Regions from separate parts of the Homo sapiens genome. Here region 1 is linked to region 2. A link is a loop called in an ENCODE intact Hi-C map of the cell type or tissue named here. Cell type or tissue: mammary epithelial cell. All regions are shown on one strand.

Evidence for each region. Hi-C counts contacts between places; a loop is a spot of excess contacts. Peaks named below come from ENCODE experiments on the same cell type or tissue, not always from the same donor. Only the 100,000 strongest peaks of a DNase experiment are listed, where the experiment ranks them.
Region 1: a loop joins it to region 2, with 2.9 times the contacts of the local background. A loop is called at or near these places in 3 of 110 quality-filtered maps.

What each region holds. Positions count from the first base shown.
Region 1 is chr4:186,763,929-186,766,428 of GRCh38, reverse strand. No RefSeq gene overlaps it. Among named protein-coding and RNA genes, the nearest start is that of FAT1, 41 kb to the right of the region's middle. In mammary epithelial cell, no CTCF peak of the experiment used is centred here; DNase peaks (open chromatin) are centred at 528 and 1,168; H3K4me3 peaks cover 216 bases; H3K27ac peaks cover 2,263 bases.
Region 2 is chr4:186,886,381-186,888,880 of GRCh38, reverse strand. All of the region lies in intron 1 of LOC102723906 (a long non-coding RNA gene), which reads right to left. Among named protein-coding and RNA genes, the nearest start is that of FAT1, 160 kb to the right of the region's middle. In mammary epithelial cell, no CTCF peak of the experiment used is centred here; a DNase peak (open chromatin) is centred at 1,440; H3K27ac peaks cover 1,620 bases.

The sequences.
Region 1 (2,500 bases), 120 kb after region 2:
TATGTTTTAAGAGCCTCTCCCCATCTAGGTAAATAACTCTAAGATCACATCAGCCAACCCACCCCGCCACCCCTCCCCACAGGGTAGCGGGTAAGAATCAAGGCAGTAGCCGGGTGAGAAAGGACCAGATAAGCTGGAATCCTGCTAGCTGCTCCCTAACAGGATCTGATCTCTGGGATGGTAAATGCGAGTGTTCCCAGTCACTGATTTAGCAAGGGTCTTCCTGCTCTTTCACTGCTGCTGCTAGAGAGTTGTCCTGGGGCAGCATTCCTTAATAGCTCCTCAACCTCCTAGGCAGGCCCTTTGCCTTTTGTTCCTGTCAACAGAGGAAGTATCTACCACCTGTTCAATAATTGCCAAATGCTGGGAGCCTTGGGGACAAAGATGAATTTCTTCTAGATTACGTGGTTAGTCTCTGGATTCATCAGCGAGAGCCTGAGCACTTTGATTATGTAAGAGCAATGGCTTTTCATGAACGTAGGTGCAGAGGTTGAAGGCCATTTCCCATTAGGCTCCTGGCCAATCAGGTTACAGTGCAGGGCATACAGAGAGCGCTGGTGAAGGCCTGTCATTCAGCTGTCTGCAGGGAGGACGGGACACAGGCCGCAAGCAAACCCTAGCACATTACAAGGAAGACAAAAGGCTAACCACACCACGGGGCTGCAAAAAGCAAACATGATTAGCCCAGTTCAGCCCTGACAGTCTCCAAGATGAATAAACAGGCTATGGTGTTCCCTCAATCATGTAGTGATTCATACTAATCATTAATACCAGGAAAAATACTGCTTCTGGTATATTACATTTTTTAAAATATCTGCACCAGCTACATAAAAGGTAGCTCAAAATATGTTCTTTTTCTAAAAGGAAAAGAACTTAAATTTACGAGAGTAGGAAACGGCCCTCTCTCCTGGCTTACATGGGGTGAGATGGAATGGAACATAAACTACATAAAAACACCAACATTTGCAGCTCCTTTTTGCAGCCCCCTCCTCGATCGATGCCTCAGGCACATCTGTCTGCATGATTGGAGATCTGAGGCAGAGCCATGGCCAGATCAGCCACACCCACATTCACTGGCCGCACCCACATTCACCGGCCACATCCGCTTTCAGAAAGTTGGCAGATGCAATGACTACCACTAGCCACTGCTAAGAACCCCTCAGGAATCCAAATGTGCTGGCAACTGGGCACACTCAGGGTTGCTAAAGCCCTAGGCAACAACAGGACATCAAACACGTACAACTTTATCCACTGAGACTTTTCCCCCTTTCTTAAAAACGTCGTAGCATGCCAACAATAACCAAAGGATAGCTTATGATAGTCCACGCCACTTGCACAATAATATCTATTCATTATTCTGTAACTCAGTCACAAACACAAACGGATTGTAAAAGCAAAGTTTATAAGCACAGAAATGGAAAGTTAGAGCACATTAGAAAACATAAATAATTTACAAGTGATTACTGCTTGTAATTTTTTTTCTGCTAAGTTTTGAGGGAGAGCCATTTCATAATAATTACGGACCTCTGCGTTGATGCCTCTTTTTCTAATGGCACCCTTTCTTCCTCTACTTGATTAAGAGAATACATCTAGGCTGTTTTAAAATGCTGCAACCAGGCATGGTGGCTCAAACCCATAATCCCGGCACTTTGGGAAACCGAGACAAGAGGATTGCTTGAACTTAGTTCTAGACCAGGCTGGGCAACATAGTGAGACCCTGTATCTACCAAAAAAAAAAAAAAGTAGCCAGACATGATGGTAGGAGGCTGAGACAGGAGGATCGTTTGAGCCCAGGAGGTCAAGGCTACAATGAGCTATGATCACACCAGTGCTCTCTAGCCTGGGCGACAGAGCAAGACCCTGTCCCAAAACAAAAAACAAAAAAATACTGTGACAAAATGAAAGCCCCTCCCTCTCTGCCTGGGCTGAAAGTTTTTCAGTATTTTTATTTTTACCATTACTTGTTTTAAAAAGAACACTCATTCAGATAATACCCTAAAGATAAGATTCAAAAACAATTCAGAACCTACCAAACATTGATTCGTAACCATTACCTTTGGATATTTTTCTCCCCTAAACAATTATATTCTCTGGAAATGAGAATCTAACAATTCATTTCCATTCTCCTTCTTGCAGGTGTTCATTTTTCTAATTAGGGACCAAAATGCTAATTTTGTTCAGCCCATCAACATCAAATTATCAGTACTCAGAAGCTTATTGTTTACAAATCACACAGAGAGAGTGGGACCATACCTGAAATGGAAATCACATAGTTTGTTTGTTCATTTATTTATTTATAAATTTATAAATTTATATATTTTATTTATTTATTTATTTGAGACACAGTCTCGCTCTGTCGCCCAGGCTGGAGTGCAATGGTGCAATCTCAGCTCACTACAAACTCCAGCTCCCGGGTTCAAGCCATTCTCCTGCCTCAGCCTCCCAAGTAGCTGGGATTACAGGTGCCCGACACCACACCCAGCTAATTTTTGTAATTTTA
Region 2 (2,500 bases):
TGTGTCTGACCAAAAAGCCCATCTTCGCCACATCTAAAGCTGGAAGTTCATTTGCCAGCGTTGTTTAGAGCAAAAAGGTGAGAAAAGTAGCTTAAAGTATAAGACAATTTCTGGGGGCGGCCATAGATGGCCATTTTACATATCATATCTGGTTCTTAAATTTGTACCAGAATGAATATTTGACGTGAATGGATATTTGTAAAAGATTATACATTCAAAGTTATAAACTACTAATCCCATAATTTGGTTTCGGAAGTCTGTTTCAGCAAATGATTTGTACTATTTGAAAATACATATTATTTAAATTGGCTAAAAATATTTTCATATTGGTTACTAAAACTACTTTAATTATTACGGTGGAAAGGCACCCATGTGTAAAACAAGAGACTTTGCCTGTTCTTCCAACATAATGTGCATTATAAACACTCCATCTGTCAGGTGCTTGCTGTTTAATGTACTATCAAGGTCTTTGTTTTGTTGACAATTATTCTAATCACTAAAATCCTGTTTTGAATCAGATGGAATATTTGTTCATTACCCCAGAGTTCTATTTGCCTGCGTACCTTTTCAATTCTTTTCCTAAGAGGACTAAAGCTATTTCTGTGAGAAGCTCAGCACTGAATAACTTTAAGATAAGAAATCCGATAAACTATCCATCCAAAAACTGTCACATTGGGCTTTATTAATGTGTAGCATTATACGCAAGGAAGTCTCTGTGCTTTCCTCCACCTCTAAGATGCGTGGAATGTTTATCGAAGGCCTTGCAATTGTGTTCTAACAATTGTGTCTAGTTTTAAAGATTCATTTTCACACACTGAGATCCTTGACCATTATAATTGCATTCCATATCTCTGAAGAGTGCCAGATTCATAATAGAATAGGGAAGTGTGTCTAGAGGCATGCCCTAAAAAACAATGGGAGACAGCGCAGAAACAATGCCCTTCTCATGCTGCTTCCTAAGCCTAACTGCTTTATAATCAGGAGCATGACAAAAATCGTACGAAGAATTGAAAAATTGACTTGATACCTAGAAACGAAAAAGACCATGAAGGAAGGCTGACTTGTCAAGTGGAATTTTTCTTTTCCAGCTAGAGAGCATTTATAATTTTTACTTGTCCAGATAACACAAAGGTCTCTGCTCTTCTACATACATATATTATCCATTTAGAAGAAAATATCTTCACCCTTTAGAATTTCACCCTTTATATTGTAAATCACAATGACTGAAGAGGAGGCCTGATCCTCTTTGCATGCTGAGACTAGATTTTATCAGGAAATGTTTCATCACATTCTTTTCCTGTCATTAGAGTCAATTATCATGTATATTTATGCATTCCTTTGTATGAAAGTATGGTTTGGGTCTGAAAAGAGGCTGTACAAAAGGGTGTTTTTAATTGGACAGCTTGTGTGTCTTCTAACTCATAAATGGCTAAGTGAAATTAACATGTACCTGTACTGGACAAGCTCACAAACGCCGGTTTCCACTGCTTAGCGGTGCTTAACTAACAGGGCTGAGGAGGAGGCAGCTGCGTTCCACTCGACCTCACACATCACCAGCCAGATACCCAGCCGAGCTCAGATCCCACAGATTATTATGGGTAATGATGTTTAAGGCAAAAATTGTTTGGGCATAGCACCCTAATTTGGCAGTTAGGGCAATCTTGTTGTGACTTGTAAAGTTTGCACTTAATATGCCAGGCATTTAATACATTAATTATGTGTAGAGCTGAATGCTGTGTCACAGATTTAATGCCTGAATGGTGTCTGGTCTATGAAAATAAGCATTCCTAAATTTCCAGCCAGAAGAAAAGGAAAATTTGCCCTTCCCCTGAGTCCAGGTAAAGAACTGTTTGGCAGCTTTCAGGTTGTGTGTTTGTTTGTTTTGTTTTGCTTTCCTTTTTGAGACTGGGCCTTGCTCTCACCCAGGCTGGAGTGCAGTGGTGAGATCATTGGTCACTGCAGCCTCAAATTCCTGGGTCTCAAGCCATTCTCCTGCCTCAGCCTCCTGAGGACTGGACTACAGGTTGGCCACATACCCGGCTAAGATTTTTTAATTTTTTGTAGAGATGGGATCTCGTTATTTTGCCCAGGCTTGTCTCAGCCTCAGTGATCCATTCACCTCGGCCTCCCAAAGTGCCGGGATTACAGATGTGAGCCACCACAGTCATCTCTCTGGCAGCTTTGAAAGCCTATATCGCCTGTTTACATCTTGTCAGCTACAGCATCTGAAGTGTTTTCTTTCAAGGAGTATCCACCTTTTGAGATGGAGCCCACCAACTAATATGGAAGCTGAAAAATGACCAGCTCTTGTCTCCTCAAACTCCCTGGCAGCTGGGGAGTATAGATACACAATCGGGTTCTGCCAGCCCAACAGACCCACTCCTGCACCTTGAACCTGCTGGGCTGCTGACCTGAGAAGCAGGGCCATGCGGAATCCACAGAGCAAGGTGGGGGTGTCCAAGGGCACGTGCAGCCAAGGGGCACGTCATTGCTGCAGCTA